Regions from separate parts of the Homo sapiens genome. Here region 2 is linked to region 1. A link is an interaction called in ENCODE POLR2A ChIA-PET data of the cell type or tissue named here. Cell type or tissue: A673. All regions are shown on one strand. Links, peaks and the distances in the headings refer to the core of each region. The heading gives the core; the rest is flanking DNA. Region 1 has its middle 240 kb from the start of HTR1F. Region 2 has its middle 34 kb from the start of CGGBP1.

Region 1 (5,392 bases), core at 55-5,054:
TTTCCCAAAAGAAAACTTCCTCTTCCTTGGGAACTGTACTGCCATTGCAGGACTAACAAATTAGCCATAAGATTAGAAATTACAATTTAGGAGTCACAGTTGTAAAACCTGAGATCAGTGTGCTTGAGATATTTTGCTGACTCTACGTTCTGATGCACCAGCTGATACCACCAAGATTGATAAACTACCTCATCTGGTCTTGTGACCCCAACCCAGGAACTGACTCAGTGCAAGAGGACAGCCTCAACACTATAATTTCATCTTCGACTTTACCAATCAGCACACTCTACTTTCTGATCCCCTACCCACAAAACTGTCCTTAAAATCCCTGATCCCCAAATTTTCAGAGAGATTGATTTGAGTGTTAATTCCATCTCCTATCAGCCAGTAACATAAAGTTTCATCCGGCCACACACAATGGCTAGTGCCTGAAATTCTAGCTGCTCAGGAGGCCGAGGCAGGATTTCAAGACAAGCCTGGGCAGACTTTTGCATTTCTGATGACTAATGGATGGATGGTTTTACCGAGAAGTGGACTCCCCGGCCCTCCAAACTATCCTCGAAAAACCCTAGCCTCCTAATTTTTGGGGAGATTAATTTGAGTAATGATAATTCTGTCTCCCACATAGCATGACTGGCCTCATGTCAATTAATCTTTACAGCAATGCTGTGGTCTCAGTAAATTGTTTTCATCTGTGCAGGGGGCAGGAAGAACCCATCAGGTGGTTACACCTTCCTGCAATACATTTTCACCCATGAAAATTTGTTCTTCTTCCCCCTAGCAAAAATTAAAACGCAGAACATGGAACAAAACTAGGAGAAGCTCTTATCAAGTCAAAATGTGTCTTGTTATATATAATTTTTTCCCATTACAATGAGTGCAAATTTGCCAGAAGCCAACAATTTCAACCTTGTCTGCCTAAAATTTAGCTAGCAAACCTCTGCCCTATGAATGTCCTCAGCTTCTTGCTAAATACACACTTTGACTCTTTTAGAAGAATTAATTTAGTATTATTGGTAGAGAAATAAACACAAACTAATACAGCAACTAAAATGTTTGAAGGGAAAATTTACTATGTATCTAAAAAGCAACGTAAGTGAAGAATCATATTTTATTGATTGTGTTAGGACAAGTGACCACTGCTTATATAAAAATTACACTAACATGGCTTTATAATATTGTGAAATAATTTTCTTTCTTCTACTTTCCTCTGTTCCTGTATCTCACTCAAGCAAGCAGCCTATCCCTTATTTTAATGCTACAGGGAACATTTTTACGGGGCTAGTACATAGAGGTAGACTTAAGTTTGAATTTTCATACATCTTAAGCTCTTAGAAAAATTGAAAGATAAAAAAATAAAGGAAAGAAAGTGGGACTATCTGCCCTATTAAAAGATTAAAAGGAAATACTTCAAGTGGTGGAGCAGAGAGATGTTCTTATGCCAGAAGAGCAAAGGAAACCTGTGCCCTGCTGGCTGGAATCACCTTAAGGATAATTATTAGATACCTAAAAGGAAGGTTTGCATTGTGCATAGCAGATGGAAACTAAGGTAGGAGGCCTTACAGATTATTTTTATTACAGCAAAAAAATCAAAGAAATGTGCTAATACTGAAGGGGTATGCAGAAATAAATCTCACATCTATATCAAGTTGAGACCTGATGATACTGAGAATAAAATAAATCCCACCCAGTGCACTGGCATTGTATTATCCTGATAAAATTTTGCAAAGGGGTCACAGACTCAGGAAGAACTGGAGTTTTCCACTAGCCTAGAATGACAGGTCTTGGATTTAGAAATTAATTTGATTTATAGAAAAGAAAGTGATCTTTCTTGTGCACCTATGTCTGTTAATGGACATTTTTATAGTTTATATGTTGTAGAACTATCGGTGAAATATAAAATTACCAATATCTAAAGTTGCACATAGCAAATTTGTAACTGCCTAAAAACTGAAAGAAAAATCTAACATTTTGACATATTTTACTTTTGCCAGTGTTGACAAAAAGAGTCAAACTCTGTAAGATATTTGAAGAGATTTATTCTGAGCCAAATATGAGTGGCCGTGGCCCATGATACAGCCCTCAGGAGGTCCTGAGAACATGTGCCTAAGGTGGTCGGGGTGCAGCTTGGCTTTATATATTTCAGGTAGGTAGGAGACATCAACCAAATACATTTAAGAAATACACTGGTTTGCTTTAGGAATGTGGGACAACTCAAAGAGGGTGAATTCCAGGCTATAGGTAAATTTAAACATTTTCCGGGTGACAATTGGTTGAGTTTGTCTAAAATCTGGAATTGATAGAAAGGAATGTTCAGGCTAAAGATAAAGAACTGTGGAGACTACGTTTTATTGTTCAGAGGAAGCTCTTAGATAGCTGACTTTAGAGAGAGCAGGTGGTAAACTGTTTTTTATCGTACTTAAAAGGGTGCCTGGCTCTTCGTTGATTATCTCCTGGATATGGGAAGGAAGGAAGGAAGGAAGGAAGGAAGGAAGGAAGGAAGGAAGGAAGGAAGACAAAGGGGGAAGGGGATTCTCTATAGAATATGGCTTTTCCCACAAGAGACTTTGCAGGGCAATTTCGAGGCATGGCAAAGAAATATGCTTTGGGGTTAAATTTTTTTTTTCCTGTCTCATAATGTTATGCCAGAGTCAGATTGAAAACTAAGTCACAATAAATAGGGCCAATAAAACCCATCTGATGAGAATTTATGGTTTGTAGGGCATGACTCTCTAGACCCCCTAGGTAGGAATTTGGGTGAGCTAAAAAATATCAAAGCTTAGTCCTCACAAGATTGGCCCAATATTGTTGGACTTTATGAAAATAATGAACACAAAGAAAGCTTCTAGTGGCAGAAACAATAAAAAATAAAATTTGATAAGAGCAAAACTGATGAATGTCAAAAAAACAACTACACCAAAATAATTTATTTTATAAAAATAATTGTAGTAAAATTAAAATTAAGAAATAGGAAATAGTTTAACTATATAGAAAATGAAGTAAGCAACTAAATTTGCTTAATATAGCTTATTTCAAAAATATTTTTTCTGATGAAAATGCACCAATATTGTTCTAATTCTGATATTAAGATATGCATTCATTAACTCACAATAAAATATCATTAGGTTCAAAATTAAATCCATGAAGATATGATCTACAGATCCTTTAGCCTGACTTGTTTATGTCTAAATAACTAGACACTTCAAATTATTGTTCCAAAAAATAAGATGTATTACATAATAATTTTCTTTTTTACTTTTGCACACGTTTAGCAAATTATAATTGATTATTTTTACTTACCAAAAACAGGGAAAATTAGTGATAGGAGGAGAGAAAGAAAGGATGACAAAAGAAAGAAAAAGAAAGGAAAAATGAAAAGGAGGAGATGTGAGCATATTCTAACAGGCAGTTAGATTGACTGGATCATTTGAGAGTAATTTCACTGAAATTGTTTGAGTGGGAGTTAGACTGCAATTATCTGGGAGAAATGGACGTCTAGGAAGTAAAAATAAGACAGTAGCCTATTATTTCAAAAGCCTCACTCTGAAGGGCAGACATCAAACTCATAGCACAGTTTTTTATGTTAGTTTTATTGCATATATTAACTGTATATTCACCCTAGGTTTACTTTTTCATTTAGGTTTTGGCCTGATATTGTTTCCAATATTGTCAGTTCATTAGTCAGTCTTTTACAAAGACTGTTTTTTTTTTTCCCCTAAGGCTTGAAGTTGATCCGAATAAACTATCCTGCCATACTTAAAGGAGAAGTCCCTGAATATGTACATGTAAATTCTCTAAGTTTTGAGCAGACTTATCATTATCAGTTAATAAGGTTCATTTGTGCCATTGTTTGCAATTCTTTTTTTGGTTTTATTTATTTTGGTCTTACTTTGCTGGCTAGATTCTCAAAGTGTTGAATAGAAGCACTATTAGTACAGAACCCGTCATTTCTATTTTAAAGGAAAGGTCTCTGACCTTTAAATAGTATAAGTTTTGTTGTAAGTATCAAAGAAAGAAACTCTTTCTCTTTATAATTTTCAAAGTTGTCTTTTTTAAATCATGAATATTTCGTGAATTTAAACCAATATTTTTAGTGCATTTATTGAGATTATATGAATCTTTTAAATTCATTAAATTGTTTTAAATCCTTTAAAGTATTATTGTCAAATGTACAGACTTTTGATGATAAACTTTCCATGTTTCCCTAGGATACATTTAACTTGTTTACGATGCATTTTTAATACACTGCTAGATTTAGTCTTTTCTTTTGTTTCTAATTTTGTGTCTACATTTTTAAATGAGACTAGCCAATAATGTTTGTTTCTTTCTTTTATTGTGTATATCAGTTTGGGTATCAAGGTTATGCTAGCCTCATAAAATGAAATGAAGAATATTTTCTTTATTGTTTCTGTTTTCTGAAAAAGTTTTTCAATAATTTTTTTGGTGGAACTCATTGGTGAGGCAGTCTGGGCTAGGAATTTTCTCTTGGGGAAGATTTTTAACATCTGTAAAGATATGGGAAAAAAAAACTCAGTTTTTTTCACTGTATTGTCACAACACAACACAGAATACTTCTGTGACCCCAGTTATTGCAAGAGGTCGGGGACAGTTTCCCAACACATCAAGGAAGCAATGTTTTCTGCAGTGGACACCAGCTGGGTGTCCTCTAATTCAGTTAAGTTTTGTCACTATCTACCTGGAGGTAGCATCAGACCCCAGAGGTTGACAGCTCAGACCCACAGGACTGCCACCTCCTAGTTAGACACTAGTTGCAAATAGTTGAGTGTTACCTATACTTCTGACCCATGAGCTATAAATCCGGGGTCCCTCCCAAATCCCTTCTTGAGTTTGATTAATTTGTTGCTAGAATGCCTCACTAAACTCAGGGAAACAGTTACTTCTATTTACTGTTTTATTATGAAGATATTACAAAGAATACAGATAAAGAGACTGTAATCCAAAAGACCACCAAGATGGCTAAATAGTAGAAAAGAGAACTTTACTGGTGATATCAGTTTGCAAACCAATAATGGAAAGTCTCCATCAAGGACCAAAGATGCTCTCTCCAAAGAGAGGAAGAGCAGATTGGATTTTATATCTCACAGGGCCTGTATGACTCAATAACGTCATACATATTCAGAAAGTTTGGAAGAAAAGTTGCACATATTTATGAGAGGGGTAAAGCACACGCATAATGGGTAAACATATGTGTAACATACACCCCATGTTCACTTTGGGGTGGGGTTTTAGCATTAAAGGCAAATGGAAATTGGCTCTTTATACCAAAAAGTGAACTCTCGGACACAAAGATTGTTTGTGCACAGCCTATATAAGGTGGGTGAAACTGGCTTAAAGTCTGCAGTTACTTATAAGAAGAGAATGATTGTAAGGC
Region 2 (5,392 bases), core at 147-5,146, 480 kb after region 1:
CACAGAAACAGAACAAAACAATTCTAAAATTTACATGAAACCAAAAAGAAACACAAATGGCTAAAGTAATCCTAAGCAAAAAAAGAATAAAACTGGAGGTATCACACTACCTAATTTCAAATTACACTACAAAGGTATAGTAACCAAAACAGCATACTACTGGCCTAAGAACAGACATCAACCAATGGAACAGAAGAGAGAACCTAGAAACAAATCCACACACTTACAGCCAGTTCATTCTTGACATAGATGACTAGAACACACACTGGGAGAAGGACACTCTCTTTAATAAATGGCATGGGAAAACTGGACATCCTAATGCGGAAGAATGAAACTACATCCCCATCTTTCACTATATACAAAAATCAACGCAAACTGGATTAAAGATTGAAATGTAAAACCTGAAACTATGAAACTACTAGGAGAAAACATAGAGTAAATGCTGCAGAACTTTGATCTGGGCAAAGATTTTGGAGGTAAGAACTCTACAGCATAGGCAATAAAAACAAAAATAGACAAATGATATTACATGAAGCTAAAATGCTTCTGCACAGCAAAAGAAACAATTTTAAAAAGCGAACATACATCCTACAGAATGAGAGAAAATATTTGCAAACTATTCATCTGACAAGAGACTAGTAACCAGAATATATAAGGAACTCAAACAACTCAATAGCAAAAAACAAAAATCCACTTTAAAAATGGGCAAAGGATCTGAATAAACATCTCTCAAAAGAAGACATACAAATGGCCAACAGGTATACAAAAAGATGCTCAACATCAATAATTATCAGGGATGTGAAAATCAAAACCACAATTAGGTATCATCTTACCCAGTTAAAATGGCTATTACCAAAAAGACAAAAAATAATAAATACTGGCAAGGATGTAAAGAAAAAGGAAAATGTATACACTATTGGTAAGAATGTAAAATAGTACAACTAGTATGGAAAACGGTATAGAAATCCTCACAAAACTAGCAATAGGCCTACCATACAATCCAGCAATCTCACTGCTGGATATATACCACCCCCACTACCACGACAAGGAAATCAGTGTATCAAAGAGACATCTGCACTCTTGTGTTTATTGCAGCACTATTTACAATAGCCAAGATATGGAATCAACCTACATTTCCATCAACAGATGATAGGATAAAGAAAATGGGGTACATATACACAATGAACTAGTATTCAGCCATAAAAAAGAATGAAATCCTGTCATTTGCAGCAACTGGATGGAACTGGAGGTCATTTTGTTACATGAAATAAGCCAGGCACAGAAATACCAATTACCCCACATGTTCTCACTCATATGTGAGAAATAGAAAAGTTGATCCCATGGAGGTAGAAGATAATAATGGTAATTACCAGAGGCTGTAAAGGTAAGTGGGAGTAGGGGAGGAGAAAGAGAAGTTGGTTAATGTTTGAAAAAATACCATTAGATAAAAGGAATAAGTTCTAGTATTCAATAGTACAATAGGAAAATTATAGTTAAGAATAGTGTATTGTATATTTTGAAATAGCTAGAAGAACTTTAATGTTTTCAACATAAAAGAATGATAATTGTTTGAGGTATCCCAGTTACCCTGACTTGATCATTACACATTACATGCTTGTATCAAAATATCACATATACCCCATAAATTTGTGTAACTATTATATATCTATAAACATATTTTAAATGAGTAAAAACATTTATGTTTTGAACATGAATTATTCTGTCTTTATGAACTTGCTTGTAGAATTTACAAAAATATTCTGAATTATTGATGTCTAAATTCTTAAATTTTAGTGTTTTGTAAAGCATAACACACTAAAGGTAGAAAATGTTAACTCTGAGTCAGAAACCACTCACAGATTTCTTAAAGCCAAGAAAGTAAACAGGAACAATGTAATCAGTACCATCAAATCTATATCCAAGTTGTAATCTACTGTGGTAAAATTAGTCGGTTTGGTAAATTGTGAATGGATTAAAGAGATAATGGTAAGCATTTGCATTCTTGTCATACTATAAATATAAAAGGTGTCATGTCAATCCAGCAAAGGGTATTGTAAAAATAATCTATAATAAAAACATATCTATTTTTGATAGCCCCAAATCCATTTCACGGAAAGCCCTGATGGGGCCAAGAATAGGAAAAGTAGAGGATGCTGGATGATGGTGGTACAACTCCATGGCATCATGTGGAAAATTATCAGATTGCAAGTTCTCTGGGCTGGGCTTTCTACTTAAATACACAACATACACTCATTTATTCTTGTTAGTCCTGGTCCCCCGGAAGCAGACACTAAGATGTAGTCAGAAATTCAAGAGGTATAATGCACTTGTGCAAGATAAGGAGTAGGGGGAGAAAGTGTAGGCAGAGATAGCCTACAGTCCACCATGCAAGTCCGACACCTGAGAAAGAAAAGCCATAAGGAAGAAAGATAGAGGGGGAAGCGCCTCACACTGTGGTGTAGAAAATCTTTTTGGTGCAGAAAATCTCAGTGAGCCCAATGGGGAGCTCTAGTGCACAGATTCCTAACAGAGGAGTTTCAGATTAAGAGGAAATTGCCATGCCCTAATATCGCTGCTTTGTTTAGTTATCTAGCACCCCTGATGTGCTTAGTGTCTCCAGGGAGCTGACTGGAGAGAGTTGGAGGCTGTCAGCTCACTACACTCTTTGTGGCAGGCTCTCTCAAGGAAAGATCTAATACACCTCCGTGACTGTCACATTTCCTATTCAAATTATAGTGGCCCTTGAAGTTTTCTTTCCCCATAATGATAACATAGCTTTTGAATGCCAAATGTAATATATACTATCTTAGCAATATGTCATGTGGACAATTTGATCTTGCACTTACTGTGAAAGTAAATTATATACAAGAAAAGTTTCCAAGAAAATGCAACAAGACCATATACAATGCAGAAAGAATTAAAATGGCATAAGGCTTCTCAATAGCAACAGCAGAAGCAAGGGGAAAACAAATCAGTGTTTTTTAAGTGCTGAAGAAACTTTAAATTAGGATTTTATGTCTAGATAATCATTTAAATGTAAGGTAAGTTGAAGATGTTCTCAAGCATACGAAGTCTCAGAAATTTTATCACACTAAAACTAAAACCATTATTGAAAACACTTTTGGAAATAATAACACTTTTTATTTAACCACTATCAAAAATAGAAAAAAAAAACAATAAAAACAGAAAGAAATGAAAACAATGCATCAATAAGTGAAATGGGAGAGTTCTCTAACCCTCCTCACAGGACACGTGACAAGGATGTGGCTCATCTGTTTGGCCGCTGCCACTTTTCAAAGCTTTCATGGGAGGGAGAGCACATAGATGGGCAGGTGCAGGAGCCAGGGTATGTGCTTTTGGGCTTTGGCCCGACAGTGATGTCTAGGGATGTGTGCCTGTGACTCTCAAAGCCCCCATGGGTGTGCTACTGTGCTCTTTTAGCTCTGCCATCCACAGACAGCTTAAGTGTTAACCAGCTTAGTGCCCTCTTGGTACACAGGTTCTTGTCTGGCATCCAGGAAGAAAAAGGTTACACATGGACGTGAAGGATGGTGAATGCAGGGATTTTACTGGGTAATGGAGGTGGCTCTCAATGGGATGGATAGGGAGCTGGAAAGGGGATGGAGTGGGAAGGTGATCTTCCCCTGGAGTTTGGCCGTCCAGCAGCTGATCTCCCCTCTGACCATCCCCAGCAAAACTCCTCTTGATATTCAGGCACTCCTCTTCTCTCCTTCTCTGCCATGCCATTCTGCCACTCTTCTGCTCTTCTGTTTGTCTGGTTGTCTGCTCATCTGCTCATGGTGCCTGTGGTTTATAGTGTTTATGTGTACAGGATAGTGGGGGGTGGCAGGCCAAAAAACAGCTTTGGGGCACAAAAACAGGAATGCCTGTTCCCATTTAGGTCCTTGGGTTTCCAGGCTTGAGGGTGGGGCCTTTGTCAGGGAACTGTCCTCTTCCACCCAGTATTTCCCTGACCCCTGTTTGTATCATAAGGATTCTGAGATTAAACTAATAATAATGTCAATGTAGTTGAAGGATGATAGAATGGTTGGTGGGAGTTAAAAGTGGGCTAAGATACTGATCTTGGAAGGGAACATATCCATATTGTGTTAGGCTGGATTTTCCCAGAATCAGACCCTGAGCCAAGGATTTTAGTGCAAATTTTTGCATGCGTGTGGTGATCTCAAAAAGCACCAATACAGGACTGCAGAAGTGAAATAGAGAATAACAGAAAACGAATCTGAATTCAGGATACCTTAACAAGCAGGTTACCACTTGGTGAAATTGGATTAGGTCTCACTGGGCCCCTCCAGTAGATGTAGAATTTGCCTCAGAGTTGTTCCATTCAAGGGGCAAGAAAGGTGGAGATTGGCTTCTGGACGGCCAAACTCCAGGAGAAGACCAATTTCTACTCCTCATTGTTTAAAAGCTGTGCTCATGGACAGTAACTCCCTGGAGATTACAGAGGCCAAGCACCCTCCACCCAGGAAACCCTCTGACTAAGGGATGCAGGTACCTCAAGTAAAGAAGTTATTGGCATGTATGGGAAACATAATTGCATAGGGGATATGGCTGTAACTGCTCTACTGTACCCACTGTACTGCACAGATTCACTCATGCTTTGAATTAAATTCCCTCCATCTAGTCACTATTCTTCAATGTAGTGGCTAGTCACAATTTTAAAATAAAATGAAATTAAATACTAACAATAGGAGGCCAATGGGACAAACTGCAGCCTCTGCTGCTGCAGTTGGCCTGAGGCTATGACTGCTATTCATCATCTTACCTTTTTAGCAGACATTTTACATTTCACTCAACCTTGGCCAGCACTTCTAGTCTAAGTTGCTTCACTTTAATGAAACTCAGACCCACATCCCTGAGGGATCTGATCACCTTTTTGTTGTTCTCTAATCAGTTCATGGTTTCTGCAATTGCCTGTTCACTGTGATCATTAGACATAGAAGCACCTAGAGGAACCTGGTGAGTCTCCTAAATTCAAGGCATAATTCTCCTTGCTGCTATTAAGTAGTAGTAACTTTATCTCTCCACGACATTAAGGATCAATTACACCTTCTGCATAGTAATTCCGGTCTTTGTTTGCTGGCCTATTGGCCTAAGGAGCCAAAAATAGCCAGTGGCTGCCAGAGCTTCAAATTTAGTAGAACGTTACTGATCCCTTTTAGTCCAGTATAACACAAGTTTTGCAGATGAAAGCACAAACCTCCAAAGTGGTGCATTGTGAGTAATAATAAGACCCACTCCTTCTTCTATCCTTTGATTCCTGAAACCGTATGTTCTAGCTGTCACAGTGATAGGATATATAATGGCCATTGGTTCAAAATATATATCATATCCTAAAAAACAGCACTCAAAAGCCACAATGTCATCCACA

The links. ChIA-PET counts read pairs that join two places held together with the same protein. Peaks named below come from ENCODE experiments on the same cell type or tissue, not always from the same donor. Only the 100,000 strongest peaks of a DNase experiment are listed, where the experiment ranks them.
Region 2: POLR2A ChIA-PET joins it to region 1 with 5 read pairs; 2 of 35 experiments call an interaction of 5 or more read pairs at or near these places.

The regions. Positions count from the first base shown.
Region 1 is chr3:87,545,949-87,551,340 of GRCh38, forward strand. No RefSeq gene overlaps it. Among named protein-coding and RNA genes, the nearest start is that of HTR1F, 240 kb to the right of the region's middle. In A673, for the core only: no CTCF peak of the experiment used is centred there; DNase peaks (open chromatin) are centred at 1,713, 2,543 and 3,463; H3K4me3 peaks cover 794 bases; H3K27ac peaks cover 5,000 bases.
Region 2 is chr3:88,022,667-88,028,058 of GRCh38, forward strand. No RefSeq gene overlaps it. Among named protein-coding and RNA genes, the nearest start is that of CGGBP1, 34 kb to the right of the region's middle. In A673, for the core only: no CTCF peak of the experiment used is centred there; a DNase peak (open chromatin) is centred at 2,635; H3K4me3 peaks cover 476 bases; H3K27ac peaks cover 1,024 bases.